Linked DNA regions of Homo sapiens: regions 1, 2, 3, 5, 6 and 7 are each linked to region 4. The links are chromatin loops, found by intact Hi-C in ENCODE. Cell type or tissue: heart right ventricle. All regions are shown on one strand. Each heading gives the region's core, and the rest is flanking DNA. Links, peaks and the distances in the headings are about the cores only. Region 1 holds the start of SNORA112 (small nucleolar RNA, H/ACA box 112). Region 2 holds the start of DUSP2 (dual specificity phosphatase 2). Region 3 holds the start of ASTL (astacin like metalloendopeptidase). Region 4 overlaps TMEM127 (transmembrane protein 127). Region 5 overlaps NCAPH (non-SMC condensin I complex subunit H). Region 6 holds the start of ANKRD36C (ankyrin repeat domain 36C). Region 7 overlaps STARD7 (StAR related lipid transfer domain containing 7).

Region 1 (4,311 bases), core at 123-4,122, 49 kb before region 4:
TAGTCACATTCAGTGAGCCCTGAAAGAAGTTTAACAGGCCTGATTCAGGGTGACTGCTCAGAGACCACCCATTGAATTCACGATTCAATGACCCACCGTGCCTGGCCTTAAAAGGATTTTTTCTTAGAAAAAAGAGCTCTAGGCCGGGCATGGTGGCTCACACTTTTAATCCCAGCACTTTGGGAGGCCAAGGCGGGCGGATCACGAGGTCAGAAGATCCAGACCATCCTGGCTAACACGGTGAAACCTCGTCTCTACTAAAAATACAAAAAATTAGCCGGGCGTGGTAGTGGGCACCTGTAATCCTAGCTACTCGGGAGGCTGAGGCAGGAGAATGGCGTGAACCCGGGAGGTGGAGCTTGCAGCAGTGAGCCGAGATCGCGCCACTACACTCCACCCTGGGCGACAGAGCGAGACTCCGTCTCAAAAAAAAAAAAAACAAAGTTGACTTATAGAGCCAATAAGCCAAAAAATTGACTTATAGAGCCCCTTGGGAAATCTGGCCTCATACTATGTCAACACAGTCCCTGTACGAGGTTCCTGACCTGTGGTAAGTAAAGAATGTCACTTTCTAACAGGCTCAGGAGACCTAAGTTATCTTGACACCTCAAGAGGAGAGGAATTTACCCAACTCATAGGTATTCGAGGGTACAAACCCATGGCTGGGCTTGGCTTTAAAAAGGTCTTATCTAAGATTTCTTATGGAACAGAGTTCCATCAAAGCCAATTTTAAAAGCCTATGTGAAGGCCAGGCGCAGTGGCTCACACCTGTTATCCCAGCACTTTGGGAGGCCAAGGCAGGCAGATCACAATGTTAGGAGTTTGAGACTAGCCTGGCCAACATGGTGAAACCCTGTCTCTACTGAAAATACAAAAAGTTAGCTGGGCGTGGTGGCAGATACCTGTAATCCCAGATACTTGGAAGACTGAGGCAGGAGAATCGCCTGAGCCTGGGAGGCGGAGGTTGCAGTAAGCCACGATCGCACCACCGCACTCTAGCCTGGGCCACGAAGCAAGACTTCATCTCAAAAAAAAAAACAAAGCCTATGTGAAAAATAATTATTCTTGCTTCACTTTATGCAAATCATCAGGCCAAGTACAATAAGACTGCGGTTTATTTTGTAAACAAATCAGTTCTATCATGATTTGTTTTTAGTAAAAATGGGAACTGGAGAGAGAAAAATTATGCTTCAGAAGAAAAACTGTGGTACACCTTTTGTTAACTGTTCTTAAGTTTTTTTCTGCAGTTTGAACTAAATCCTAAATTCTTTGTGGGCTACAAGTTCCCAGGCTAATGCTTTTAAATCTTTACTTTTAAAACTGGGAACTGCACTCCTTACCCTAGTACTCATTATTTCCCTTATAGTACACGGTTCCCTTAAACACAGTACGAAAACTATAGGTGGCAATACTAATGCCTTTGCCATGCAAGCCTTCGAACCCCAGTCAGGCCTGCAGGAGTACACTCAGACAGTTGCAAAGTGGTTCCACTCCTCTCACCTTGGAGTCAACACCTACCCCTCACTACACCCCTGGTTAGTAGGAAGAAGTTAAGGTCTTTGCCCTTTTTCCATCTTCATTAACAACACCTTAAGATAAAGGTGTTATAAACCCAAAGGGAGGGATTAAAACCACCATTGCAAAATTATAACTGAGACAGAGAGATCTGACCTAACCAACTCCATCTTGCTTCTAACCTCCAAGTTGTCCTTATTCATTCCTGGGCATAGGCTGAACTAACTTTGGGAGGGACGTAATTTATAGTTTAAAACAAAGAGGATAACAGCCATTTCTCAAAACAAAGGTCCTTGCCTGGAGACTAGACTGCCTTTGTAGGACTAACAAATTAGCCACAAGGTTAGAAGTTAAGGTTTAAGAGGCTACAAGATTCTGACCCTCCCTGAACTGCTCCTAAGATCAGTGCTTGAGATATTTTGCTGACCTTGCACTTGATGGATCGGCTGGCACCACCCAGATGGATAAAATGGCTCATTTGATCTGTGACCCCCAACCGGGAACCAGCTCAGTGCAAGATGACAGCTTCAATTCCCTATGATTTCATCTCGGACCCAACCAATCAGCACTCTGGACTCACTGACCTTCCCCCACCCACCAAAGTCTCCTTTAAAACTCTGGGTTGGGGCCTGGCACAGTGGCTCATGCCTTTAATCCCAGCACTTTGGGAAGCTGAGGTGGGCGGATCACCTGAGGTCAGGAGTTTGAGACCAGCCTAACCAACATGGCGAAACCTCGTCTCTACAAAAAATACAAAAATTAGGCATGGTGGTGGGCGCCTATAATACCAACTATTTGGGAGGCTGAGGCAGGAGAATCGCCTGAACCCAGGAGGCCAAGGTTGCAGTGAGCCACAATAGCGCTATTGCACTCTAGCCTGGGTAACAGAGCGAGACTGCGTCTCACAAAAAAAAAAAAAAAAAAGGTCTCTTGGCCAGGTGCAGTGCGGTGGCTCACGCCTGTTATCCCAGCACTTTGCTGGGAGGCCATGGCAGGCAGATCACTTGAGGTCAGGAATTCAAGACCAGCCTGGCCAGCATAGCAAAATCCCGTCTCTACTAAAAATACAAAAGTTACCTGGGCATAGTAGTGCACCCCTGTAATCCCAGCTATTAGGGAGGCTGAGTGAAGCAGGAGAATTGCTTGCACCTAGTAGGCAGAGGTTGCAGTGAGCTGAGATCACGCCACTGCACTCCAGCCTGGTCAACTGAGCGAGACTCCATCTCAAAAAAAAAAAAAAAAATTGATCCCCAAATGCTCAGGGACACTGATTTGAGTAATGATGAAACTCTGGTCTCCCGCACAGTGGGCTCTGCGTGAGTTACTCTTTCTCTATTGCAATTCTCTTGTCTTGATAAATCAGCTCTGTCTATGCAGCAGGCAAGGTGAACCCATTGGGTGGTTACACCAGGATGGGGTAGGGGGCAGTAAAGACACCACTGGTGAAGGGGGACTCCTCAGGCCTTCGACGCCTGCCATCAAAACCTTCCTTCGACGCCTGCCATCAAAACCTTCCCCGGCCTCCCCTCCTGGCTCTCCCAGAAGCACCCCAAACATTCCTCTCTGCTAACTCCTCGGTCCAAGAATGGACCCGTGTCACAGCCTGAGCGCCCAGGACAGTCCAGAGGGAGTCACATGGGCAGGTGGCCCGTCGCAGTCTGCAAATATGTCAGCCTTTTGGTAAAAGAGCAACAGAAGAGAGTTTGTTGGGGCAGATGCCCTAGGTCAAGTAGTAGCTGTCCCTCTCTTTTTGACCCAAAGGTGACAGTGTTGGAAGGTAAACAGATTTACTCACCTGTGAGCAACCTGGCTAAATGATCTCAAAGTGTATTAAATTACTATTCTGTATCCAGCCTCATTAAAACAAAGCTGCTAAGTTGTTTCCTTACCCTTTTAAATCTTATATTTAAGCACCTTATTGACAGAAGAAAAAATATTATAAACTGTCTTGGTGTGAAATGGACTGCTGGTTCCAAGGCATTTAGGAATTTTACTGTAGCTAAAGAGTTATGCGATTTTAGACGTTCTTAATAAAAGTAACTGTTTCTCCAAAGAGAGATTATGCTTTCCTGGGAACCGAAATTTAGGTCTTTCCTATCCAGCCTGTCCGATTTTAGGTTGGATTAATGAGGTTTTATTTCATCTGGAAAGCAGTGAAGAAGAAATGTGTATGTAACAGAAAGTAGTATTTGACACCGTGTTTAGCCAGGGGTTTTTTGTTTTGTTTTGTTTTGTTTTGAGACGGAGTCTCACTCTGTTGCCTAGGCTGGATCTTGGCTCCCTGCAACCTCTACCTCCTGGGTTCAAGCAATTCCCATGCCTCAGCCTCCCAAGTAGCTGGGATTACAGGCCCATGCCACCATGCCCAGCAAATTTTTTGTATTTTAGTAGAGACGGAGTTTCACCATGTTGCCCAGGCTGGTCTCGAACTCCTGACCTCAGGCGATCTGCCTGCCTCGGCCTCCCAAAGTGCTGGGTTTGCAGACATAAGCCACTACACCCTCTCTCTAAAAACATTTTTAAAAGGAGCCAATGAGGCCTGCGCAAGCCCCAACCCATTGGTGGTTTGTTGTTGCTATCTGCCTCATAAAGCAGAGTGGAGGGTTTGTCTTTTGGGAAGATGAAGTGTCTTCTCTAAAAAAGCCTCCTACATAGTTGGCCTTGGCATCTGCCAGGAATAGAAGGGCAGGGCTTGAGGCTTCCTGAGTCTGGGTTTTCAGTTGAGGTGGAGAGTGAATACAGTGATTGTAACCAGAAAACCCGGAGTGGGGTGGAGTTACCTCCGGAACTCATCAC
Region 2 (4,311 bases), core at 158-4,157, 120 kb before region 4:
AGGCCCTGGGCAGACGAACCCACAGACAGGGCTCCTGGTTGTCACAGCTTGTTCCTTGGAGCTCTCAGGCTGCCAAGGGCTTCAACATGGTGGTGGACCAGGGAGAGTCCACGGTATAGCGTCTAGCTGATTTCTGCCAGAGGATGGGGAGGGAAAGAGCAGACACACCCTTGGTTCCCGACCCCGAATGAGGGCCAGCCTCAGTCCCCCAGCAGAAGAGCACCAGGTCGGAAAGACCAGCATGCCGGCATTCCTAGAGCCCCCATGTGGGGGCTTCTGAAACTCTGAGGAGGTAGCAGCCCTGCCAGAGGTGAGGGGACTGTGCTGGCCCAGAGGGGAGCCCACCAGTCCACAGTCAGCTCCTGCCAGCACAGTGGGGCAGGCAGGCAGAGGGGCACCACCTCAGTGACACAGCACCTGGGTCTCAAACTGCAGCAGCTGCCCCATGAAACTGAAGTTGGGGGAGATGACCCCCCGGCGCTGCTTAACGAAGTCAAAGGCCTCGTCCAGCCGCACACGGCGACTCTGCATGAGGTATGCCAGACAGATGGTGGCAGAGCGCGAGATACCCGCCTGGCAGTGCACCAGCACCCGGCCTCCGCTGTTCTTCACCCAGTCTGCAAGGGAGATGGGGGAGTGGTGTCAGACGGAATGTGCACAGCCCAGGAGACAGGTGCCCCCAGTCCTCTCCTCTGGAGCCCCTCGGGATTTCTGGGCAGAGGTGCCCCCTTACCAATGAAGCCTATGGCCTCCTGGAACCAGGCACTGATCTCCACCATCTGGTTGTCCTCCACAGGGATACTCTTGTAGCGGAAAAGGCCCTCAAAGTGGTTGGGGCAGCTGGCGGACACGTTGAGGACGGCTGTGATGCCACAGGCCTGCAGCCCCTGCAGGTCTGACGAGTGACTGCAGCTGCCCAGGAACAGGTAGGGCAAGATCTCCACAGGGCCACCCTGGAGGGAACAGAGGGGCGGTGAGGCCTTTCCAGCCCAGCCCCGGAGAGCTGGAGCAGCAGCGGGTGGAGACCCCATGGGCTGGCCGAGACAAGAGGACTCCTCAGCCAGTCCTCCTGACCTGAGACAGGTCTCAGGAATGTGCGGAGGACACACCGGGACATACATTTCCCTTCATGCTCCCAACATACACATGCAAACATACACAGACCCATACAGGCACGCGCGAGCAGCCATGCCCCACCCCCTCCCCCAACACACACACGTATAAAAGTGTGTGTATATGGGCAAACTGCTCGCATCCCCAAATGGCAGGCTCTTTCCCTAGAGGCGCCCAGTCCGCGGCGGGGAGAGAGGGAGGTTCGGGGGAGGGGGGTCAATACTCACCTGGTCGTAGACAGGAGCCCTGGAGTCGGAGCGGCTGGTTTTGTCCCCTGTTGGCGGCAGCGCAGGGGCGGGGGCCTCAGAGCACAGATCGGGACAGCAGCCCTGGAAGCCGTCGAAGCCTCCTGCAAGGAGGGGAAGAGCACGATCAGCAGGGAAAGCCGGGCTGGAGTCGGGTGGGGCGGGCCAAGGGCGGCCGGCTTGCTCACCTCGCAGGAAGTACACGGCAGTGGGCCCCGCGCGGGTCTCGTGCAGCAGCGCGGCCAGCAGCACATGAGCCGGGCTGTCGGGCCGGAGCTCCGCCACCGAGGCACTGCCCTCGTCCAGCACCACGGCCCGCGCCAGCTCCCCGCGGACCAGGCGCGTCCGCAGCGCGCGGTCGGGCAGCAGGCAGGCGAGAACGGCGGCAGGAGGGCCGCGCGCGCGGCGCCGCAGCAGCGCGTTCCAAGGCACTGGCCGCGCGGCGCGCACGTGGCGCCGGCAGAAGGCCAGGAAGGGGCGGCAGTCCAGCAGCAGCGTGCGTTCCGCCTCCCGCGGATCCCGCAGCAGCGTGCCCAGCGCCGCGCACTCCAGCTCGCGCGCCGCCTCCAGCCCCATGGCCACCGGTGCCTCTTCCTCTTCCTTTCGGTCTTTCCCGCGTCCCGGGCTCTCGTGGCGGTGGCGCTGCCCGAGCGGTCGACTCCGGGCGCCCTCCGCGGCGGCCCGGGTTAAGTACCCGTGGGCCGGCCTCCGGGGCACCATACAAGGGCAGAGCAGGAAGGCGCTGGCGCCCGCGCCCGCCCCCGCCCCTCACGTGGGGCGCAGTCTGGGCTGACCTGGAGACTTCGGGGCGGGGGGGAGGTTGAGGGGGAAGGCAGGGCGCGGGGACCAACACACCGGGAGGAGGCGGGGACCAGCGACTAAGGGAAGGGAAGGTGTTACCCGGAGTCGGAGGGACTAGCACCCCTCCGTTTTTGCGCCCACCCTTTGACCTGTCCCAAGCCACTCAGTCCTGGGGAACCCAGCTTCTCAGATGCAGGTCCCCCTTTAGGGCCAACGATGACCCTTGGAGTACCCCACCCCCTAACCCCACGCTTCCTCTGCCTTTTCCCTTTCCCTCCCAGAATTTTCCTCTTAGAAATTTGTCACCACAAACATTGACAAATGCCTGCTGCCACGGGTGATTTCTACACTGGATGATGGGGGGGGTCCCTGCTGAGATGTCCTATTTCTCATCTATTTGGAGACCTTGAGCCAGAGGGACTTTCTCTCTCCTCCCCCTCCCCACCCCCCATTGCCTGGATAAGACCAGTACTCAGGGTCTTGCAGTAGGTTGGTGGCCAAGCTAGGCCAGAACACAGTCCCCGGGGCCCAGGCCCCTGGGCTTGGGCCGAAGGGAAATGAGGGGGGGTCCCAGGGCCTTTCATGGGGAAAGCAGGGGTCTGTGACTGGTTTCCAGTTATGTGTAGGGCAAAGCTTCTTCCTCCTGGGTGCAGGGAAAGCCCCCAGGCCCCAGAGAGAAGTACTTCCCCCTGCCACAAGCCCGCCCTGGAGGGAAGTCCGCTGACGCTCCCGGCCCTCCCCAGGCCTGCGGGGATTTCAAGACCTTGGCAAGGGGAAGAGGGAGAAGCAGAACAGAACTGGCCTCCCCCATCCTAGGCCTCCCTGTCCAGCCCCGCCGGGCAGCAAAGTCCAGGGCTAGCACTGCACCCGGAGGACTGGGGGCCTGGGTATCCCCTCCATTCCGCCCTCCCCCAGCCCTGCTGCCGGATGTGGTGAGGCCCAGGTGTGCGTGGGGTGTCTGAGCCACAAGAATTGTTGGCAGTGAACTCCCAAACTCAAGCAGAGAAGTTGAGGTGGGTGGAGACAGCGTCACTGCGCTGGAGCTGCCCTCGCCCTGCCCCCAGCTGCGTGGGATTTCAGAACCCACCCTCCAAGCCCCCAGTCTCCTGAGGCCCTCCTCCGTGCCCTCTGAAAGACCCTTCCGGCTCCCCCACAGACCCCTGTGTCCAGACCGTCTTGAAGAGTGACAGCTGGGACCTGTGGAGAGCCCGCAGCCCTTCTGGACTTGTCTGCCCTGAGTTCCTCACAGCAGTGTGCTGTATGCCTGGTTGTGTGCAGGGCAGCATCGTACCTGTGCAGTTCCACTATGTGTGAGAAGGAGCTGGAGCTTGTGTGTGCTGGGGTCAGAGCCGATGCAGAGGAGAAAAGCCCCAAGGACTCCAAAGGTCCCTGGGGCCACGTCACCCTCTCAGTGTCTCCATCTGTAAGGGGAGCACATCATGGTGCAGCGGCTCTTCCACACTGGCTCCAACGCTCTAAGGCTACTCCACTGTCTGGGCAACTTGGCTGAGGCCCCGCTGTCCCTGGCAGGCCAGTCTGGAGGCTGAGGCAGCAAAGCCCACAACAGAGCCAGGGAGTCTGGGCCACAGATCCCAAAGGCTGATATGAGCCCTTATCTTTGGCATCGGCCTCCAAATGACTTAATGCTTATTCCAGGGGCAAATTACAGAGCGTGCAGAAGGACAATCAGGTCCAGTCTTGCTGCTGGGCCAGGAGCCAAAGCCTTCCAGCTCTGTGGGAGGACCCCAGCCAGGTGGGATCCCTGATTCAGGAGTGAATTCAGCTCAGCCGTGTAAGGGGCTCCAGACCCAACTCCCATGCTGGGCTGGGCCTCTTCCCCTCCTTCTGGAGAATCTGGTATACCTTGCCGGGGAGTTCTGCATGTGGGGAGAGCATTGCTGAAGGTTTGCTCTCATAGCACAGTCCCTGGGGCCTGGCACTCTTGGCCATGACCAGTGGTCTCTTTTTCTTTTTCTTTTTAAGTGACAGGATCTTGTTATGTTGCCCACACTGGCCTCAAACTCCTGAGCTCAAGTGATCCTCCTGCCTCAGCCAACAGAGTAGCTGGGACTATAGGCACGTGCCACCACCCAGCTCAGGACTGGTGATGACTGCCTAAAGTGGCTGCACATATGTCACCCCCTTGAGGCCA
Region 3 (4,311 bases), core at 180-4,179, 120 kb before region 4:
CAGAGGAAGAAGGGGGCAGATCACACAGTGGCTACCACATCTGGTAGGATCTCACCCACCCTTAGGGCAAGGTTGTCCCCTGTTCAGCCCGATTGCTTCAACCCTGAGTGCTTCAGCCCTCATTGCTCCAACATCTGAACTCCAGTCTCCATTTCAACTGGCTTTGTTCAGGCTATTTATACACCCTCATTCCTCAGCTGACATCCCCAGACAGCAAGGCCCTGAGCCTGACTTTTGTTTTTTGTTTTTTGTGAGATGCTCTGTCGCCCAGGCTGGAGTGCAGTGGCGCAATCTCAGCTCACTGCAAGCTCCGCCTCCCAGGTTCATGCCATTCTCCTGCCTCAGCCTCCTGAGTAGCTGGGACTACAGGCGCCCGCCACCACGCCCGGCTAATTTTTGTATTTTTGGTGGGGACGGGGTTTCACTGTGTTAGCCAGGATGGTCTCGATCTCCTGACCTCATGATCTGCCCGCCTCAGCCTCCCAAAGTGCTGGGACTACAGGCGAGAGCCACCGCACCCAGCTGAGCTTCAGACTTCTTAATCACACCTGCAGACAGTCCTGCACAGGGTGGCTGACAATCTCAGACTGCGACTAACCGCTTAGCTCCACGCCCAGGCCCTTTAAGAGCTTGGTTTTTCTTATAAAAGTAACAATCCACTAAGAAAGATACAAAAAGAAAGAGTAGACTTAAGCAATTGCCCATAGAATTTCCACCCATTCACACCTGTAGTCCCAGCTGCTCGGGAGGCAGAGGCAGGAAGATCACTTAAGGCCAGGAGTTCAAGACCAGCCGGGGCAATATAGCAACACCACTCCATCTCTTAAAAACCACTTAGAGCCCAGAGTAAGCTGGTCCATTTCCTCCCAGGCTCTGCATTTCTGAGTGTTCGGTGTGGTTTTCACACTACATAACGTCGTGCCCCTCCAGGCCGTGAGAAGATGTAGTGCCCTCACCTTGGTTAATTGCAGGAATGTCCTTGTCCCCGGAGGCCTGGGTTCCCTCAGGGGTGAGGCCATCTGGGAAGCTGGTACCACAGGCTCCTGCGCAGCTGGAGGCCAGGGGCGCTCCTAGGATCACACCTGGTCCAGACAGACAGGGGCATACACAGATGCCTGGAGCACCCACCGGTGAGACCAGACAGCAGGACATGGGGTGGGTGTGGGGGATCAGACGGTAAGACTCAGTCCCTAGGAAGAGTAGGCTCCAGCACAAAGCCAAGGAGCCTTCCCAGCCTCCCTGCTCAACCCCAACTGGTGCCAAGGTCTAGATGACCTCAGGGAAGGAGCTCCCTTAGGGGGACCAAAAGGGACCATGTGCCCCACCTATGAGGTAGAGGAGGGGCAGGAAGGAAGGAGGCAGGACAGACCTCGGGTTCTGACGCCCGTGACGGGCAGGGCCAGCCTCAGACCCCACCTTATGACTCTCTCTCAGCCCAGGCTCTTGGACAATGGGCTCAGCCTGGATGACTCCCTGCCTGACCAGGCTGGAGTGGGGACTTACAGCCTACCCCCACCCCAAGACAAGTAGGCCTGGGGCACAACACTTATCTTCTGCCAGGCAGGCCCTCTGCTTCCAGGGCCTTCAGGAGGCCTCCCCTTGGCCCCCCAGGAGCTGACTTCTAGAATAACCCTGGAGAGCTCTGTGCTCTGAGCTACTGAGCTCAGCTACAATCCCTGCAGGCTCCAGCCACAACCTTCTAGCCTCTCCCCAGCTTTCTCCAGGCTGGAGCCAGCAGCAGGAGGGACAGGCAGCCAGCTTACCTGGCAAGGAGAGCAGACCCAGCACCCAAGGCCAGAGACCCCCTACACCCTCCATGGTAGAGCCCTGCTGCCCCTTCAGCAAACAAGACCAAGCCCCAGCAAGACACAGTAACCTAATTGCAGAACCGGCACCACCACCCCCTCTTAAATAGCAGCTGCTCCACCTCCCACCTTGCTCCCCTCAACCGCCTCCACCTGCAGCCCCGCCCCAACCACCTCCACCTGCAGCCCCGCCCCAACCATCTCCACCTGCAGCCCCGCCCCAACCACCTCCACCTGCAGCCCCGCCCCAACCAGCTCCACCTGCAGCCCCGCCCCAACCAGCTCTACCGGCAGCGCCACCCAAACCAGGTCTACTGGCAGCCCCTCCGATGCCTACCTGTGGTTCCCACCCCAGCCCAGTCCCCTTCCTGGCTGTAGCAGGTGAAAGACAGGAGGGGCCCGCTTGGGAGTGTGGCTCTTCTGAGGTTCCTTCCTGCCTCCAGGGGGCAGAGAAACATCGCAGAAAGTTGCTCCAGGCCTAGCTGAGGCCCCAGCCCAGGTATAGACCTATTCCTCCAGCGAGGGAGACCCCCTTTCCTACCCCGGCCTGTGCTTAGACATGGGGAAAGCTGCCTGAGACCCTGGGGCGCCCCCCGTGTATCTCCGGAAGGAGGAAAAGGTCACTGCACTTTCACAAGCTTTTATTTTAGTACACATATAGAAAAGTTCACTATCACAAGCACAGGGCTCCAGGAAATTTCACAAACTGAACAGTGTGCAGCACCCTAGAAAGCCTGCCATGTGGGAAAGGTGGAACCCCCAGATGCCCAGAGCCTCGCAGGGAGTCCACCCCCTAATCCCACAGCAGCTGGCATGATCAGTCAGTATTTATTCCCATTTCACAGATTTGGAAATTTAAACTCCTTACCTATATCCCCCCTCCTCCATACCCCTGAGCCCCAGAGCCAGGTCACTCAGGGCCCCACCTGGATTGAAATCCCAGAGGCGGAGCATGTCAGCGCTGGGCAGCATTTGGGGACACCCCCACAGTCACCTGCACCCAGTGAAGGGAAGCGACAGAGCCAAGAAGAATAGCTATTGTCCACAAGGACCTTTCAGCATTCCCACTGTGCCTGGAATCCAGAGCTTCTCCAAAGATAGGAATCAGAATCACAGGGAGACCATGATGGAGGCAGACGCCCTGCTGCCAGGGCAGGGTATTGACAGATGTCAGGATACACACCATGGATATGCTAGTTAGCTTGTTGTGGTCATCATTTCACAAGGTATGCATATGTCAAAACATCACGTTGTATACTTAAACATATACTACTTTTATTTGTCGATTATGCCTCAGTAAACCTAGAAAAAATAAGTAAAATAAAGAATAGGACCCATCAAAAAACAAATGCACAAGGCTGACCACTTAAGATGAGTGTTCAGGAGGGCGCGGTGGCTCACGCCTATAATCCCAGCACTTTGGGAGGCCAAGGCAGGTGGATCACGAGGTCAGGAATTCAAGACCAGACTGGCCACCATGGTGAAACCCCATCTCTACTAAAAGAATACAAAAATTAGCTGGGCACGGTGGCGGGCACCTGTAATCCCACCTACTCGGGAGGCTGAGGCAGGTGAATCACTTGAACCCAGAGGTGGAGTTTGCAATGAGCCAAAATCGCGCCACTGCACTCTAGCCCGGGGGACAGAGTGAGACTCCATCTCAAAAAAAAAGATGAATGTTCAGTAAAAAAAAATAAAGTAGACCGGGCGCAGTGGCTCATGCCTGTAATCCCAGCATTTTGGGAGGCCAAGGCAGGCAGATTACTTGAGGTCAGGAGTTCGAGACCAGCCTAGCCAACACGGTGAAACCCCATCTCTACTAAAAATACAAAAATTAGCCAGAAATCCCTTGAACTCAGGAGGCAGAGGTTGCAGTGAGCCAAGATTGTGCCACTGCACTCCAGCCTGGGCAACAGAGTGAGACTCTGTCTCAAAAAACAAAAGAATTAAAATAATGATAAGAAATAATCACCCTGCTTGGGGAGAGAAACAGAGTCTTTATTAGGACATGCAGTTGGTCTGAGGATATTTTGCTGAGCGAAACAAGCCAGTCACAAAAAGACAAATCCTGCATGCTTCTACCTCCAAGAGGTGTCTAGAGTAGCCCAGTGCACAGGGACGGAAAGTGGAACGGAGCTCACAAGGGGCTGGGGACTGGGGAGGGGAGTTATCATTTAATAGGTATAGGATTTCAGGTTCGCAAGATGAAAAAGCTCTGGATATCTGTGCACAACGATGTGAATACACTTTACTAAACACTTGATAATGGTAAAGATGACCAATTTTATGTTGCATTTTTTACCACAATTAAAAGTTTAAAAATTTAATAAATAGGAAAGAAGGAAAGGAGGAAAAGAGAGAGAAAGAGAAGGGCAGTTTGCTAGATGACAAGCTATAAAAAGCACGGGGAAGGAAGGAGAGGGGATTGGGGCTGGGTAGGGTGGGATGGGGTAGGGCCAAGGGTGGGGGGTGGGCAGAGGCCTCAGCCACCAGTGCAGCTGTGTGT
Region 4 (4,311 bases), core at 221-4,220:
TATTGTCTTATGTTTCATTATACATGAATTTTACTAGTAAGGAGACATGCACATGATAAAAAGCTTCCAAGAGGACATCCCTCCCCTTGCGGATGTCCACCTGCTCCTCTCCAAAGGCAAATATTGTTGGAGGGGCCTTGTATACCCCTCCTGGAACAGCCTGTGCACACAGATGGGTGAAGTGCCCCCCTGGGGGATTTACCACACAGCTCAGATGAGGAGTCGGGGGCTCCAGAAGGTGAAGTGGCTTCCTCCAGGCCACACGCTGCAGAGCTAGATTCCAAACCATGATCAGGCTCCCCTACACTGTGCTGCTCGGAATCACTAAGTACCAGACTCGGCCACTGTATTTTTCCCTGGAGATAATCAATCAATTCCTAAAGAGTTGTGCGTGAATGAGGGGTCAGAAGCTAACAGGAATACTGTTGGAGCCATCCTCAGAGCCAGCTGCTAAGCTCACTAGAGGAACAGCTTGAAGCAATGAAATCTCTCTAAGAAGCAAAAAAGGTTTGGGTCATTAAGTCCTCACATGGGGAATTATTGGGCAAAACCTGCCAGGCATGGTGTCTAAGCTCCTGCAGCATTGCAACCATCAGAGCCTGCTCTAGGAAGTGGTCAGGACACCGGAAAGGCTTGGGACCTGGCGCCGAATCCTAGCTCTAGCAGAGACTGTGTTACTTTGAGCAAGTCCCTTGAGTGCGCTGGACCTCTGTTCTCTCATCTATCAAATGAAAACAATAACATCTGCCCCACCCACCACCAGGGCATGCTGGGTCAGCTGACACCGTGCCCATGAAAGAGCAGCCACCTGTGCTGTTATTAACCAGAGGCTGTTTCAGCTGGGCCAGTGTGTCACCTCAGCATGCCTTTCCTTCTTCTACCAAGACTTCCTTGACCACACGTCAGCCCGTGTGGACCAAGGCCTACTAAAGCCAGACTAAGGGCCTACCCTACAAGTATGACAATATGATAGAGAGAAGAGACTTTTGACCTAAAACTCCAATAGGTTTTGTTTCAATATAACTGCCTTTCCCCACTCCAAAGCTGTGAGTAAACCCTCAGGGTTAGTGAGAAAACCAAATATGAAATTCCCTTTGGGTAACGTTAACAGATACCCCAGGGGCCTGCCCCATGTAACAGGTGGGTTTTCCTCAGAGGGTCTCAGAGCACACCGGAAGAACAGGCAGTTATCCTAGACAGGCTTGGAGCCCAGCTCAGAGACTCTTCTGGAGTCAGTATCTCAATGTCTTTCTCTCCTCCCTTCCTAGACGTCGGTACAGCAGGGAAGGCAACAAGCACCTGCTCCCATGAGGGGATTGCTAAAGAAAACCCCTGAAGGTTATGTATGTAGGATTTTATTCGAGAGAGAAATGGCATGCAACGCAGGACCCTAACTTGAAATTCAAGCCAGTGGTGCAGTCCACGATGCCCTGGCTAGACACAGAACACCTCCTACCTTCCAGCTGTGCTCTGGCCTGTTGATTTTGGTAAACACTGCTTGGCGGTGCCCTCTAGTCATCAGGGAAGTAGGCAGCTGTAATAGGATCCCATGGAACTGACTTTGCTCAAGGTCACTGGTGAGTCACCAGGCTAGATTTGTTTTGAAGGTCCTGCCTCTTCCTGTCTATCTGCCCATTGCTCTAACCACTCCTGACCCAAACAGTCTGCAGGCAGAAAGGCTTAAAAGGACTTCTGTCCCACCCCGCCTCCCTTCTTGCTGGAGTCCCTCTGAATTAGAGACACTTCCCCAATGCCCCAATCCCTCTTTATGCATCTGTGCAACCTGCTCAGCGTCTCCTCACTGTGACCTTTTTAGCTTCCAGACAGGCCTGCGACACAGGCCTCTTAACAGAGCCCTCTAGTGCCCAGCCAGGTTATCCCACAGACACCAACAGGCCCCGCAGGGCCTGGCAGTGTCAGCTGCCCCAGTCACCACCTATCAGGCACACAGGCTCTCCCTGGAAGGCCCTTGATCTTCCAGTGGCTGCTGTCAATTGTGATTCACCTGACTTCTACTCCCCAACTTCCTCATTCTCCAAAGATGCTTCCTGGGGCTGTTGCCAGTGCCCTTTGGTGGCCACACTTGAGAGGCAGAAAGGCTCAGAAGAAATGACTATCTGCGGCCCCTCTTTCTGGGGTCTAGAGGTGTGAGTCTATCTCCACCCAGGGCCAGGTTGAGAGCTGTGTGAGAAGCAGGCACCGCTTGCAGGGGCAGTGGAGAAAACCCAGGATGAGGTCTTTTTTTTTTTTTTTTAAAGGAAGGGTCTCACTCTGTCACCCAGGCTGGAGTGCAGAGGCACGACGATAGTTCACTGCAGCCTTGAACTCCTGGACTCAAGTGATCCTGCTGGCCTCCTGCTTCAGCCTCCCAAAGTGCTGAGATTACAGGAGTGAACCACCACACCCAGCCCAGGATGGGTTCTTTGGAGCCAGCTTTCATTGGCTAAAGCCTCTGAAGCTTTGTGAATGACAATGGGAGAGTGGCTTTGCCCTGGGATCACCAACTAAAGCCTCAACACTGAGGCGATGAAGTTATGACAAAAAGCACAGCTTTGGCTGGGCTTATGATAAAACTCAACTAGAATAGGAAAGTGATAAGCCTCAGGCAGCTTTGATGGGAAATAAACTCGGAGCTCACTAAGGTGTTGCAGTAAGAGTATGGACTTTGGAGTCAATGTCCACTCAGATTAGCTGAGCAAACTACCTAGCTTCCCTGAGCTGGGACCTTTTGAAGTGGGGCTGAAACAGTACCTACCAAATAAAGATGCTGTTTAGGAGGAAAAAAGCAGGCATGGGGTGTGCTTAGCATAATGTCAAAATGTGGCACTCAGGCAGGGGCTGAGAAATGGTAAGGCTGCTCCAGGGCCTGCTGGCTGCCCAACTCCCATCACCGGCAGAGACCTGGCAGGGTCTGTTCTCCCTCTGGAAGTATCTACATGTGGCCAGGAGCGGTGGCTCATGCCTGTAATCTCAGCACTTTAGGAAGCCAAGGTGGGTGGATCACCTGAGGTCAGGAGTTTGAGATCAGCCTGGTCAACAAGGTGAAACCTCATCTCTACGAAAAGTACAAAAATTAGCTGGGCATGGTGGAGCACCTGTAATTCCAACTACTCGTGAGGCTGAGACAGGAGAATTGCTTGAACCCGGGAGGCGGAGGTTGCAGTGAGCTGAGATGGCGCCGCTGCACTCCAGCCTGGGTGACAGAGCAAGAGTCTGTCTCATTTAAAAAAAAAAAAAAAAAAACTCTATATGCACCACATCTGTGCTTGACAGCTCTGCTCCCTCTTGAGATGTGGAATACTCCAGGCTCTCAGGTCAGGATATCTGTTAGGCCCTGAGGATCAGCACAGTCACACAGGATACTACATGTCTGAAGGCCCACTGGGTACCAAAAAACCAGTAGGTACAAAGAAAAGGGAGAGAAGATGCAATCAAGGACTTCCGGATTCCTTACTGATTCTTCTGTGATAGCTCATGAGGCACCACTGCCAACTCTCCTATTAATGGGCACAAACTGCTCTTAGGAGATGGCCACAGGCAAGCAAGTAGAAACTATACACAGGTTAAGGTCTCTAAATATGTGAGCAAATGTAATGTAAAGGTTAAGAAAACATGCTTTGCAAAAGACAAAACGGAGCCTGAATAATTTCTTTCTTTTTAATTTTTGAGATGGAGTCTCACTCTGTAGCCCAGGCTGGAGTGCAGTAGTGTGATCTGGGCTCACTGCAACCTCACCTCCCAGGTTCAAGCGATTCTCCTGCCTCAGCCTCCTGGGTAGTTGAGGCACCAGCCACTAGGCCTGGCTAATTTTTGTATTTTTAGTTGAGATGGGGTTTCACCATGTTGGCCAGGCTGATCTTGAACTCCTGACCTCAGGTGATCCATCCGCCTTGGCCTCCCAAAGTACTGGGATTACAGGTGTGAGCCTCCATGCCTGGCCTGGCCCGAATAATTTCTTAGAAAGGGTAAATACACATGTGAACAAAGAAGAACCTGCACCAAGAATTTACTTTTTTTTTTTTTTTTGAGATGGAGTCTTGCTCTGCTCTGTTGCCCAGGCTGGAGTGCAGTGGTGTGATCTTGGGCTCACTGCAACTCCTCTACTTCCTGGGTTCAAGCGATTCGCCTGCCTCAGCCTTCAGAGTATCTGGGACTACAGGCGTGTGCCACCACACCCAGCTAATTTTTGTATTTTTAGTAGAGACAGGGTTTCTTTCACCATGTTAGCCAAGCTGGTCTCCAACTCTTGACCTCAGGCAATCCACCCGCCTCGGCCTCCCAAAGTGCTGGGATCAGAAGTGTGAGCCAGTT
Region 5 (4,311 bases), core at 199-4,198, 98 kb after region 4:
CGTAAAAGGTGGAGCTCTTTGTGCACATGCATTGGTAAGGACTGGTCTGCAAAAGTGCTTGATGTCTAAGAGTGAGCTCCCTCTCTGTGCAGCAGCAACAGCAGCCCAAGAACACTTGGAGCCAAGTGTTCTCTGGCCGACCCTTCTGTAGTACCAGCATGCTTACATAAGGCAGTTACTGTGGTTAATGACCTAGTCGGAGGTCAAAGCCCAGAACACAGCCTACTTCACGCATGCGAGAATGAAACATTCGGCTGCATGCTGCCTGATGTGCTGAGCCAGCTGGGAGGAGACCTTATCTTGCCAGTGTTAGGACAGTGGATTGAACCATGGCTAAATTGAAGGAGGGACCCTGTGATATTATGGGGAGGGGATAGAAGAAATACAGAGTTTTCCTGGAGGGACTGGAGATGTTTGAAGTGGGCAGCCTTGAAAAATGGATAGACTATTTTGGACTATAGGTGGATTCATTTAGTTGTTGAGTGGTGAAATTGGGACTGGTAGGATGCCTGCGACATAGCATTGTATGTTGAAAGAATTATTGAATTACTACAGTTCAAAAATCCTGCAGAGCCTCTGTCCAGCTCCATCACCAGAATTGGGAATGGGAGCCACTCTTCCTAATGGAAGAATATCCATCAGAATGGAGTGGGGATGCTGTTGAAACTTCTTCCTTCTACCTCTGGAGTTCACAGCACAGTGCATTTGTTACTTAATAACATGCTAGGTATCAGATTCTGTTACAGCACTAGGCCATACAGACTAGAAATGTGATTTTTTTATTGTGTATTTTATTTTTTTAAATTAGGTTTTAATTACACAATAAATGCACAAATGTAGTCTCCTGTTTTTGTTTTTTAAAATTCTGTATGTAAAGACAAAATCCCCTTTTAAAAGCCTTTTTAGCTTATTCCATATGGCTTATATAAACGGGAACTATATGTAGGCTCAATACAAATACAAGGCCACTCTTCTGAAACTTCTTGGTTACCTTACCTTCAGAGGGCAGTACAGCAGCACCAGCGTCCTTTCTGACATGTTGGAGCCCTTTAGGAGAAAGCTTGTACCTTGTGGAAAGAGTGAAAAATGGCTGGGCACGGTATAATCCTGACACGCCTGTAATCCTAGCACTTTGGGAGGCTGAGGCAGGAGGATTGCTTGAGGCTAGGAGTTCAAGACCAACCTGACCAACATAGTGAGACCCCATCTCTATTTTTTAAAAATGTAGAAAGAGTGAAAAACCAAACTGAAACTGCCATGCTGCACTGACCACTTAGACACTTTACACACGGCAAAGAATAAAGCTGGATGACCTAACAGATTATAAGGGGAGCCCCCAAAGCGTTAGAGGAACTAAATAATTAGACAAACATGTTTTTTCACTTTTAGTAGGAACTATAGCGGTATCTTTTGGAGCCCTCATTTACAGAAGGATGGTGACGAATGAGGGATTTGTCATCTTGTGTGGCAAGAAGCATGTGTGTGGAAAGACCCCGAGGCTGGGATTAAGGGACTTGTGTCCAGCTCCCAGCTCCGGCATTTTACTAGCTGTAGATTCTTACCCAAAGGAATTCTCTTTTTTTTTTGAGACGGAGTCTCACTCTGTCACCCAGGCTGGAGTGCAGTGGCGCGATCTCGGCTCACTGCAAGCTCCACCTCCTGGGTTCACGCCATTCTCCTGCCTCAGCCTCCGGAGTAGCTGGGACTACAGGCGCCCGCCACCACGCCCGGCTAATTTTTTGTATTTTTAGTAGAGACGGCGTTTCACTGTGTTAGCCAGGGTGGTCTCGATCTCCTGACCTTGTGATCCGCCCGCCTTGGCCTCCCAAAGTGCTGGGATTACAAGCGTGAGCCACCGCGCCCAGCCAAAAGAATTCTCTTTACTTTTGTCATCTTGTCTCTCAAATTAGGTAGACTAGCATTTTATGGTGCACTTTGAAACTTCCAGAGTACTTGTATAGATATGATTATATTGTTATAAAATTAAGGGAAGGAAAAGTACTTGAGAAGTAAAAGGAATTATTAATAATGAAGTTATTTGTATTGGACTCACAGAAATGCAGCTCATTTGCGGACATATGCTTCATATGTAAATACAGCATTATAATATATGTATTGTACATGTACAAATATGTGTGTTACAGGGAAGAAATGATTTCCCTTGGGGATGGAGACATCAGGACCATGTGCCCCCTTCTGTCTATGAAACCTGGAGAATATTCTTATTTCAGTCCTCGGACCATGTCGATGTGGGCTGGCCCGGATCACTGGCGCTTTAGGCCTCGACGCAAACGTATGTAATTCTAGGTGGAATTTTAAGAAAAGAAGTAGTGTAGATGACCAGCCAGTCAGCAGTTAGCCAAGGAAAAGAAATGCCAGTCACAGCCCTGTTGTGTCTCTTAATAAGCCGAGGAAGCATACAGATGAGCCAGCCTCCTGGTTGGTCAGTTTGCCTGGCCTGGGATGAAGGGACAGTGAAAATGGAAGCCTCTGAGTGAGGAGAGTGAGTACTGGAGTCAGGAGAACTGGACTCCCAGCCTCACACTGCTCCCTAGTATCCACATGACTTCACTCAGTGGTCACGGGTGGGCATGACCCCCGGGCACTAGAGGGCACACAGGAGCTACTGCACATGTTGGCATTCTGTAGAACTCCAAAGGGCTGTGCTGACCTTATGTGTTTTGCATTGTCTCTTTGAAAGAAAGGGATAAGCATCTGTTGTTTTATGTTTTGTTTTGCTTTTGAGACAGGGTCTCACACTGTCACCCAGGCTGAAGTGCAGTGGTGAATCATGGCTTACTGCAGCCTTGACCTCCTGGGCTTAAGCGTCCTCCCACCTCAGCCTTCTGAATAGCTGGGACTGCAAGGGCATGCCAGCATGCTCAGTTAATTTTTAAATTTTCCATAGTGATGGGATCCCGCTTTGTTGCCTAGGCTGGTCTCGACTCCTGGCCTCAAGTGATCCTCCTGCCTTAGCCTCCCAAAGTGTTGGGATTACAGGCATGAGCCACTGCACCTGGCCAAGCATATGTTTCTGATGTGTTTTCTTAGCCAAAACACAAATTATAAGTTTAGGATGAAAAGAGGGTGTGTGATTGAGCACTCCTACTGTTGTGATGCTCAGACACAATGCTGCCTTGTGGTTTTGATAAGCCTTGATAAGGCTGTCAGCAGATCTTGTGAAATGAGTAAATAGTTTAGGCCACAGAAGTGAAGTGCTGACGTCTGTGTTCACTCTGCAGAAGATGCTCCTTCCCAATCAGAAAACAAAAAGAAGAGTACAAAAAAAGATTTTGAAATTGACTTTGAAGATGATATTGACTTTGATGTATATTTTAGAAAAACAAAGGTTTGTACTGAATTTATTAGGATTGTGCTTACTCGTTTTTCCCTTTCAGATGTGATTTTTTAAAATTCCGTATAAATTTAACTGTTAGAGCAAACAGATGGTTTCATTCTTCCTTGTTCCTTAAACGCACTATTAAGAAATAGTCCTAAACTCAGTGGCAGAAAGAATCAAATTTAGAATAAAAAGAATAATGCTAGCAAAATCACTTTTTTACATAGAACTGTGAGACTGATGGTAGACTCATGCTGCCCAAACCCTTCCCAGACTGCTTTAAAAAAAGTAAGATGTTTTGCCCACTGTTAAAATGCCTAAAACACTTTTTTTAAAAAAATTAATAGGCTGCTACTATTCTGACCAAGTCCACTTTGGAGAACCAGAATTGGAGAGCTACCACCCTTCCTACAGATTTCAACTACAATGTTGACACTCTGGTCCAGCTTCACCTCAAACCAGGCACCAGGGTAAGCCTATTTCTTGGTTCCTTTAAGCACACAAGGTATCAAGTGGCTGATAGTATGACAGTTAGGCAGTGCCTTTGAGGAAAAGGGAGAATGTGAGGAGTGGTATGTGTTAGCCAAAGCGTGTTGCCAGGAAATCAAATAGATAAGGCAAAGAAAGCTAAAAGGAAAGGCTTATATGATGGACACACAGTAAACACTTGGAAATACCTTACCTGGCAAGAATGCTGGATACTGAAGCCTCCATGCTGAAATTCAGGGGGGCAGTGAGTGTAGTTTTTTGGTGAAGTTTCAACAGTTTTTAAGTTATTTCTTGATTCCTTTGCTTTCTCCTTTTTTTTTTTTTTTTTTTTTTTTTTGACAGAGTTTCGCTCTTGTTGCCCTAGGCTGGAGTGCAATGGTGCAGTCTTGGCTCACTGCAACCTCTCCCTCCTGGGTTCAAGCAATTCTCCTGCCTCAGCCTCCCAAGTAACTGGGATTACAGGTGCCTGCCACCATACCCAG
Region 6 (4,311 bases), core at 214-4,213, 270 kb before region 4:
CCAGCTGAAGTTTTGTTTTTGTTTTGCTGCTTGTGAAAATGACCTGGGTGCTCGCCCCTGCCAAGGTTTCCACATCCCAGGTGCGGCTGAGCCTGCCAGGAAAGAAAGTCCAGCCCCTTTGGTGACAGGACTCGCCCCCCTCACCTCTGCACCCCTTTCCGCCACCCCATTCACCCCCACACCTCACCCCCACCTCCAGTCCTCTATCCCATTGAACCCTCACCCCATCTCCCCACCCCACACCCCCTACCCCCCAAGCCTTCATTCCGTCCACCTCAGCCCATTCACACCCCCACCCCATGCACCCCCTACTCCCCACTCCCATCCCCCAACTCACTCCACACCCCGCCACCCCATATACCGCCACTCCCCAGGCCCCGCTCCACTCACTCCCACCCCAGCCAGGCACCCCCTAGCCCCCGTCCATACCCCGAGCCCCGGACCATCCGCCCCGCAGCCCTCAGCCTGGAAAGGGGTACTTCTCCACATCCACAGGCCTCCTCCCGCAGCCCCGGCTCCCGGCCCCCATTACCTTTCCTTCCTGTCTCTCTTATTGATGTCATAACGCGTGAGCAGAACGAACTTCAGTTCCTCCAGATCACGATAGAAGACAGCTCTGTGGATCCCCTTCAGATGATACGGTTTAATGGGGTATTGGGGAAATAAGAAGCCATCCGAGCACAAGCGGTCCCTGAGGGTGGGCCACCTCTTCGGCTCCTTGTCATCCATAATGGTCGGCTGCAAATTGTAGCCTGCAGCCGTATTTCAGCTCGCCTTCGGGGATCGCCGCCTCCGAAGAGCAACAACAGGCAAAGCAGTCTGTCCACGGACCTTCGCACAGACTCTCAGCGCCTCCCGCCTCTCAGCAGAAACGCCCAACAGAAGGGTTAGAACCAGCGAGCACGCGCACCTTAGCCGGCCCTGCCCAACAGGCCCGAGGCAGAGAAACCGCCCTAGCAGCTCTCGCGCGCCCAGTGCAGGCGGCGGTTGCTGCGGAGGTGCCGCGGGAGGGCGGGGCTCCCTGGAGCGCGAGGCGCGCCCTGCCCCAGGGCCTGTTTAACTGTCGCCCGCGCGCTCTTCTCTTCCACAGGCTCCCGACGCTCGGAGCCCCCCGCGCTGGGCCCTCTGCAGCCCAGGGATGGGGTTGAGTGGTGCTTCTCCGCCTAGTGCCACCGCTGGGCCCACAGCCCGACATCGCCACTGCGTCGCCCCCGGGGTCCGCGCTGATGGGTGCGAGGCGGGAGGACGGGATCTGGGGTTGCCACAGCTGCAGCCAGCGCACCACTTGCAGGCGGCACTGCAGCTCGGGCTCCGGCGGGGGCTGGCGGGGCTCCCGTGGGATGGCCTCCTGAGCCCTGAGTGCGCCGCCATCCGGCCGGAGGGTGCGCGCCTCCTGCACCCCCGGCCGAAGCCCATGCCCGGCGCTCCTGCCGCAGACTGCCTGACTTGCCGCGGCCAGGCTGGCCCCGGGGTCCGCGCGGCTGGAGGCGCAGGCCTGGTCGGGGATTCCCAATCCTCGGGGACCCCTGCTCCATGTGCTGGTGGCGGCTGCAGCTGCAGCGCCCGTGGGCTGACGTGGCTTCCCGGAGCTGCGGCCGGCCAGCGCCCAAGGGCCCACAGGCTGCGCTGCCCTTGCCAGCTGCTTCTGACCCGCGCCCGGAGCGCAGGACCTGGCGCTTGGCACTCTGCAGCCACCGGGATGAGGCTGAGCGCCGGTTTTCGGCCTCGTGGCGCCGCTGGGGCCACAGCCTGACTTCACCACCCCGTCGCCCAAGTCCTATGATGGGCAGGTGTGAGGAGGGGCAATCGGGGTTCCCAAGGCTGCTGCCTGCATGCCACTCCGTGAGGAAGTTGAAATACATGGTCTCTAAGATTCCTTCCAGCTCTTCACCTCATGAGACATATAAATCAAGTAACATTCGTTATTGTGATTAGAAAAGCTGCATTTACACACGTTAGCCACTAGATGGGGACGTGCGATTGTTACAATGCTGAAGGTTTCCCGTATTTCTTTATTTTTTATTTGGCCGCTAGAGGGCACGCCTGCACTGCACTTAAAGTTGACTACTTTCAAGGAAAGACAAAGGAATTCTTGGATTTCTCCATTTTCCTCATCACCTGTGCTTATCAGAGAATTCCAGGGGCAAGCTACCCTTTCCAATTCATCACTAACTTATAAACAAAATTCTAAGGAGTAAGGAATGCTTCTTACTTACTTCCTATAACATACGTAAGAATGAACGCTCAAAATAAAAGTAATTTATTTAAAACTTGTGTTGAGTAATTATAACTGCAAAATTTTTGCTCATGTTTTTCATATGCTGTTCATTTGCAAATTATTAGAAATCTACATATTCTGTTCATCTCAGCATTATTTATAACAGGGAAAAATTAGACACTAGCCAAAAATCTAAAAACAGGGAACAGTAAGGAAAAAGCAAATGGTTCTTTAAATCATCATCACTAAAAGTGGTTGTGACTTAAAATAATGACATAAAAGATGCTTCTACGTTGTTGAGTAAAACATCAAGATAAATTTAAAATTCTATTTCGAGCTTAACATATTCATTTAAAAAGAGAAAAGAAATTTTAGAGAGTTTATCTTGTTGGATTATCGGATGTTATTTTTCTCTTTTTAATGCCATATACTTTTCAAATTTTCAGTGGGCTGGTATTACTTTTGTATTTAAAAAAGAAAAATATAAGGAAAAAGAAACCTGTCACACACTTTCTAGTGGATTTTACTGATCAGTCATCTCTGTATTTCTGGCATCAGCAAACTGAGCCAGAAACTCAGTGCCTCCCATTTCTTTCTTTTTTTTTTTTTAGACGGAGTCTTGCTCTGTTGCCCAGGCTAGAGTTCAGTGGCTCAAACTTGGCTCGCTGCAACCTCTGCCTCCCCGGTTCAAGTGATTCTTCTGCCTCAGCCTCCCAATTAGCTGGGATTACAGGTGCCCGCCACCACACCCGGCTAATTTTTGTATTTTAGTAGAAACGGGGTTTCACCATCTTGACCAGGCTGGTCTCGACTCCTGACCTTGTGACCCACTGGCCTCTGCCTCCCAAAGTGCTGGGATTAACAGACCTGAGCCACCGCGCCAGGCCAAGTGCCTCCCATTTCTTGTATTCACCTTTAAAACTCCTGCAATGAAGGACTCCCTCCTCCCTCATCTAACCTATTATGTGTGTGGTGAGTTCTGACTATGATATCATTCCTGATGTGAAACCGAAGTCTCCCTCTTCTAATTCCATCCACTGGTTCAGTTCTGCCTTCTGACAGAGTCCACGCCAGACTTCACATTTCTCCCAATCGTCTTTGTCCTACAAGGGCTTTCTATTCTTCAAGCTAAAGAGATACCAGTGATTCCATTCATTCATTCAGTTAACATTTAGGGGCCACATCTTGTGCTATGTCCTGAGATTTGCCAATGAGCAGAGCTCAGAGTATTGAAAAGACAAACACATACACCAGGCATTTTACTATGCTGTGTTGTGTGCATGACAGGAGCACACAGGGCATGCAGGCACCAGTGAGAAGGGCCATTTACCAGACTTGAGAGGTCAGCAAAGGTACTCTGAGGAAACACCTTCTAAACTGAGAGCTGGAAAGAGTGAGACAGGAAAGCGTAAGAGGTAGCGTTCTGAGGAGGAAATCTCCGAGGTGGGACAGGGATGCGTGTGGAGAGAATGCCCTTCCCATCCCCACTCTTCATGAAGTCTGTACTCTATCAGGGTCTCTCTGCCCTGTGAGCTGCTTGAGGACAAAGACTGTTTTATAAAAATTTTTATTTCCTCCCTCTGTCTTCCTTGAACACCTAGCCCAGTGCCTGGAACATAAGAAACCATAATGAATTTTTGTTGGATGAGTGAAGAGTGCTGAGTAGAGCAGAAATGTCACATGCCTCAGTTTAAATATGGGTCATCAGTTTTCTTTCTTTTTTAACATAGAAGTCAAGACTTGATGATCTCTTACAGCTTCAAGATACCATTAAAGATATAATCATCCTCATGTACTTGAGCTTTGTTTTCACCCATTATGTTATGACTGCTGTCCATTGTTCCATGACACAATTCTCCATCTTTCTTCATTTTCTTCCATTTCAATTAACTCATTTATTTACATATGGGAATGGAACATATAAAATCCACAAGTAAGACTTCCCAGATCCTCAGCTTCTTTCTCTGGCATTAGCCACTGTTTCTAGTTTCATGAGCATCTGCTATGGTTTGAATGTATCCCCTCCAGAAATCAAATATTACATATGTGATAGTATTAAGAGTTGGGGCCTTTTGGAGGTGATTAGGCTATGA
Region 7 (4,311 bases), core at 184-4,183, 73 kb before region 4:
AGAGCTCCAAGGGAGTGGCCCAGCCCCCATTCCTCTGACTTTAGCCTTCTGAAAAGAACAAGTCAAACCTGAAATATGAAAAATAATACCTGAATCAAAATGGTGTTTTCTATACAATCGGACTAGGGTAGAATCCTGCTCAATTCCTCAACTCCTATTTGACACAAAAGTTAAAAAATTTTTAAACTAAATTTAAATGTGATGTTTTGAGCATCAAAAAGCTACTATCTAAAAGGATTAGTCTCCCAGTGTTCTTGGTAAATGGGGAAGGTTAGGAAGGAGGCAATGATCCAATGAATATAGAAGAACTGGCCGATTCACAGGAAACTTGCTTTGGATAAGGTGAGTCAATGGGTGATATTGTGCAGGCAGGGAGGGAAATTTCTTTGTACAAATTCATGTCCCTGGCCAGGCATGGCCCAGGAGTTCAAGACCAGCCTGGGAAACAGAGTGAAACTCCATCTCTACTTAAAAAAAAAAAAAATTAATAATAACTTCATGTCTCTAGAGATAAAAGCAAGGTGCGGACAAGGCACTTAACATAGCCAAGTATCGTTCACACCCATTCACATCATGATTGTTACCAAGAGCACTCCCAGTAGCCCCTCATTTGAGAGACTCAACTGGCCAACTATACTTTCCAGGTGGACCTGGAGAACTGAAGGAAATCCAAAGCGCTGCACAATCGATGGTGGGATTTGGAATGTCAGCAGAGGAAACTACTCAGAGAAGCAAATGGAGGTCATCCCCTTCTGGCCTGAGGTGAGAGGTTTGTTCCAGATTAGCTCAGTGAGATACCGAATTTCAAAACAGTTGGCCTGAGAATATGACAACACTCCCACAAATGTAGCCTTCTTCTGTTTTGATAAGAGCAATAAGGGCTCTGAATGAAATGGGACATCAGTTATTGAATTATCTTGCACTGGAAGTTACAGCAGATGCCTTCTAATACATGTGGCATGTCCCCCTTCTACAGCAGAGTGATAACGGACTGAGACAGGGCTAGAAGCACCTTGTCCCTTCTTATCCCAAAGCCTGTCAAGCATACTCAATCCGAGCAGGGCCACAGCTGCCCTCGTTCTTTCGCTCAGAGGACTGGCTGGTGGCCTTGGCTTCACTACTCATTTCCAGAGGCTTAGCTGAGATGTAGTCCTTTACTTTAATCTCCATATTCTTGGCTTTCAGAGTGGCCATGTGCAGCTTCTCCAGGAAATCTGGCATGCCTGTCAGGAGACGAGAATCAGGTTAAGCTGACATACAAACCAACAGTAGGCTCAAAATGAGAAGACCCTATTTCTTTGATGGTAGGGAACTAGTTCTTCCTTATAAAGATCACAACCTGACTAGCCTGTGAATAAGAGCTGCCTCCCGGAATGTGTTCCCAAAGCATGGGTTGTGAAAACTCTGTCTCAGAAAAAAAAAAAAAAGAAGAACCAGAAGAGACGTTTTATTTCCCCATTAGGAAATAGAGAAAAACAAAATGCTCAACCCAGGTTCCAGGCCCTGTATACTTGCCCTTACTTACCACTGGAAACCATCCAACTAACACAGTAGCGAGGAAACACCGTTTGGGGATTGTCACTGTATGTTAGTAAGTAGTCAAAGCCATTCTGGAAAAGAAAAACAGCAAAAATGAAGATCCCTGAATCACCAACCACAACCTCCATATCCAGTACCATAGAATAACTATGATCTGATTCTGGAGCAGGGAGTGTCATTTCTTTTTTCACCCTGTGCAGAAAAGAGTTAACACTGAAGGCCTGAGAGACTACTATCTATAGAAAGGTCTCCTTGCAATGTTGACCCTTGGCCAACTTCGCTCCCAGTCAACAGTTAGCTGATATGGGTGGCTCCCTGTGCATAGACTATGCAAACAACGTGGTTTATGCTGAACACAGGCTTTGCTTTGCAGGGTTTGGAATTCTGGTATGTGCTAAGCAGACGGTACTAAGTGACCAGCTCCCAATAAAAATTTTGGGTGTTAGGCCAGGCATGGTGGCTCATGCCTACAATCCCAGCACTTTGGGAGGCCGAGGCAGGCGGATCACCTGAGGTCAAGAGTTCAAGACAAGCCTGGCCAACATGGTGAAACCCCATCTCTACCAAAAATACAAAAATTAACCGGCCATACTGGCACACACCTGTAGTCCCAGCTACTCGGGAGGCTGAGGCACAAGAATTGCTTGAACCCGGGAGGCAGAGGTTGCAGTGAGCCAAGATCTAGCCACTGCATTCCAGCCTGGGAAACAGAGCGAGACTCCGTCTCAAAAAATAAATAAATAAATAAATAAATTGGGTGTTGGCTGGGCGTGGTGGCTCATGCCTTATAATCCCAGCACTTTGGGAGCCCAAGGCAGGCAGATTACTTGAGGACCAGAGTTCGAGACCAGCCTGGCCAACATGGTGAAATCCCATCTCTACTGAAAGTTAAAAAATTAGCTGGGCGTGGTGGTACACGCCTGTAATCCCAGTTACTTGGGAGTCTGAGGCAGGAGAATCGTTTGAACCGGGAGGCAGAGGTTGCAGTGAGCACAGATTGAGCCACTGTACTCCAGCCTGGGTGACAGACCAAGACTTTTTTTTTTTTTTTTTTTTTTTTTTGAGACAGAGTTTCGTTCTTGTTGCCCAGGATGGAGGGCAATGGCACAATCTCGGCTCACCACAACCTCCACCTCCTGAGTTCAAGTGATTCTCCTGCCTCAGCCTCCCCAGTAGCTGAGATTACAGGCATGCACCACCATGCCCAGCTAATTTTGTATTTTCAGTAGAAACGGGGCTTCTCCATCTTGGTCAGGCTGGTCTCGAACTCCCGACCTCAAGTGATCCACCCACCTTGGCCTCCCAAAGTGCTGGGATTACAAGCGTGTGCCACTGCACCCAGCCAAGACTCCGTCTTTAAAAAACACTTTGGGCTGGGTGTGGTGGCTCACGTCTGTAATCTCAGCACTTTGGGAGGCTGAGGCAGATGGATCACCTGAGGTCAGGAGTTTGAGACCACCCTGGCCAACATGGCAAAACCCTGTCTCTACTGAAAATACAAAGAAAAAAAAAAACTAGCCAGGTGTGGTGGCACACACCAGTAATCCCAGCTACTCGGGAGGCTGAGGCAAGAGAACTGCTTGAACCCGGGAGGCGGAGGTTGCAGTGAGCCAAGATCACGCCATCGCACTCCAGCCTGGGCAACAAGAGCGAAACTCATCTCAGAAAAACAAAACAAAACAAACAAAAACAAAAAAACAAAAAAAACACTTTGGGTGTTTTTTTTTTCTTTTTTTTGAGACAAGGTCTCACTCTGTTGCACAGTCTGGAGTGCAGTGATGCAATCTCGACTCAGTACAGCCTCCACCTCCTGGGCTCAAGCAGTCATCCCACCTCAACCTCCTGTGTAGCAGGGACTACAGGCATGCACTACCACCACAACTAATTTTTTATTTTTTGCAGAGACTGGGTCTTCCCTGTGTTGCCCAGGCTGATCTCAAACTCCTTGGCTAAAGAGATCCTCCTGCCTCAGCCTCCCAAAGTGCTGCGATTACAGGCATGAGCTACCGTGCTCAGCCAGAGTGTTAAATTTCTAATGGCCTTCCTAAACAGAAACATTGCACACATATTGCTACATTTCATTGCTGGGGAAGGAAGCTTCACATGGACTCCTCCAGACTCCTCCTGTGCCTTTTTCTCTTATGATCCAGCTGCATATCTTTACTCTGACACTGTCATAAATCTTAGCTGGGGGCTGGGCACGGTGGCTCATGCCTGTAATCCCAGCACTCAGAAAGGCCGAGGCGGGCGGATCACTTGAAGTCAGGAGTTCGAGACCAGCCTGGCCAACATGGTGAAGCCCTGTCTCTAATAAAAATACAAAAATTAGCTAGGCGTGGTGGTGCACATCTGTAATCCCAGCTACTTGGGAGGCTGAAGCAGGAGAATTGCTTGAACCTGGCAGGTGGAGGTTGCAAGTGAGCCAAGATCGCACCACTGCACTCCAGCCTGCACAACAGAACGAGACTCCGTCTCCAAAAAAAAAAAAAAAAAATCAATATTTTGTACACAGTATGCACATCCTGAAGACAAAAAGACCACAAAATTTTATTCTTCGTATTATTGGTGATCTTACTGTATTGTTATTCTGAGGCTGTGTATTTCAACAAATTAGTAGTTGTGTTAGGGTTCCTGGGAATTGAGTTCTACAGTACAGGGAAAGACAAAAGATAGAAGATAGAAATAAAAACTCCATAGTCCTGAATTTGAATTAAAAGTATTAGTATATACTTAGGATTTATTTTATCTTAAAAATAAACATACCAGTAAAAT

Evidence for each region. Hi-C counts contacts between places; a loop is a spot of excess contacts. Peaks named below come from ENCODE experiments on the same cell type or tissue, not always from the same donor. Only the 100,000 strongest peaks of a DNase experiment are listed, where the experiment ranks them.
Region 1: it touches region 4 in a loop (3-fold over the local background); 89 of 110 quality-filtered maps call a loop at or near these places.
Region 2: it touches region 4 in a loop (4-fold over the local background); 65 of 110 quality-filtered maps call a loop at or near these places.
Region 3: a loop joins it to region 4, with 6 times the contacts of the local background. A loop is called at or near these places in 65 of 110 quality-filtered maps.
Region 5: it touches region 4 in a loop (2.1-fold over the local background); 3 of 110 quality-filtered maps call a loop at or near these places.
Region 6: it touches region 4 in a loop (6-fold over the local background); 17 of 110 quality-filtered maps call a loop at or near these places.
Region 7: it touches region 4 in a loop (11-fold over the local background); 5 of 110 quality-filtered maps call a loop at or near these places.

What each region holds. Positions count from the first base shown.
Region 1 is chr2:96,210,593-96,214,903 of GRCh38, forward strand. The region is part of intron 1 of STARD7-AS1 (STARD7 antisense RNA 1); the gene reads left to right. It overlaps SNORA112 (small nucleolar RNA, H/ACA box 112), which reads left to right and starts at 4,047; the gene lies at 4,047-4,170. In heart right ventricle, for the core only: no CTCF peak of the experiment used is centred there; no DNase peak of the experiment used is centred there.
Region 2 is chr2:96,143,421-96,147,731 of GRCh38, forward strand. DUSP2 (dual specificity phosphatase 2) reads right to left here and starts at 2,020. Exons shown (of 4, transcript NM_004418.4): 1 at 1,547-2,020; 2 at 1,341-1,462; 3 at 734-953; 4 at 1-617. The coding sequence starts at 1,934. The coding sequence ends at 403. RefSeq lists enhancers at 950-999, 1,402-1,903, 2,700-3,579, 3,990-4,159, 4,142-4,311 and a silencer at 1,630-2,389. In heart right ventricle, for the core only: no CTCF peak of the experiment used is centred there; DNase peaks (open chromatin) are centred at 1,806, 2,131, 2,961 and 3,787; H3K4me3 peaks cover 2,335 bases; H3K27ac peaks cover 2,617 bases.
Region 3 is chr2:96,136,619-96,140,929 of GRCh38, forward strand. ASTL (astacin like metalloendopeptidase) reads right to left here and starts at 1,884. Exons shown (of 9, transcript NM_001002036.4): 1 at 1,764-1,884; 2 at 957-1,082. The coding sequence starts at 1,818. RefSeq lists an enhancer at 1,739-1,808 and a silencer at 2,699-2,788. In heart right ventricle, for the core only: a CTCF peak has its summit at 2,253 (motif pointing right); no DNase peak of the experiment used is centred there; H3K27me3 peaks cover 948 bases.
Region 4 is chr2:96,259,039-96,263,349 of GRCh38, forward strand. The region is part of intron 2 of TMEM127 (transmembrane protein 127); the gene reads right to left. Among named protein-coding and RNA genes, the nearest start is that of TMEM127, 4.8 kb to the right of the region's middle. RefSeq lists enhancers at 1-2,314, 563-1,496, 1,497-2,428, 1,902-2,151. In heart right ventricle, for the core only: a CTCF peak has its summit at 1,871 (motif pointing left); DNase peaks (open chromatin) are centred at 728 and 1,713; H3K4me3 peaks cover 1,395 bases; H3K27ac peaks cover 4,000 bases.
Region 5 is chr2:96,356,901-96,361,211 of GRCh38, forward strand. NCAPH (non-SMC condensin I complex subunit H) reads left to right here. Exons shown (of 18, transcript NM_015341.5): 10 at 2,145-2,293; 11 at 3,243-3,349; 12 at 3,688-3,810. Among named protein-coding and RNA genes, the nearest start is that of NCAPH, 23 kb to the left of the region's middle. In heart right ventricle, for the core only: a CTCF peak has its summit at 2,603 (motif pointing right); DNase peaks (open chromatin) are centred at 210 and 2,601.
Region 6 is chr2:95,990,980-95,995,290 of GRCh38, forward strand. ANKRD36C (ankyrin repeat domain 36C) reads right to left here and starts at 845. Exons shown (of 88, transcript NM_001393982.1): 1 at 533-845. The coding sequence starts at 729. RefSeq lists silencers at 982-1,031, 1,062-1,121, 1,482-1,661. In heart right ventricle, for the core only: CTCF peaks have their summits at 1,273 and 2,042 (motif pointing right); DNase peaks (open chromatin) are centred at 702, 1,754 and 1,892; H3K4me3 peaks cover 1,771 bases; H3K27ac peaks cover 1,390 bases.
Region 7 is chr2:96,185,692-96,190,002 of GRCh38, forward strand. STARD7 (StAR related lipid transfer domain containing 7) reads right to left here. Exons shown (of 8, transcript NM_020151.4): 7 at 1,526-1,610; 8 at 1-1,223. The coding sequence ends at 1,039. Among named protein-coding and RNA genes, the nearest start is that of STARD7-AS1, 21 kb to the right of the region's middle. In heart right ventricle, for the core only: no CTCF peak of the experiment used is centred there; no DNase peak of the experiment used is centred there; H3K27ac peaks cover 3,090 bases.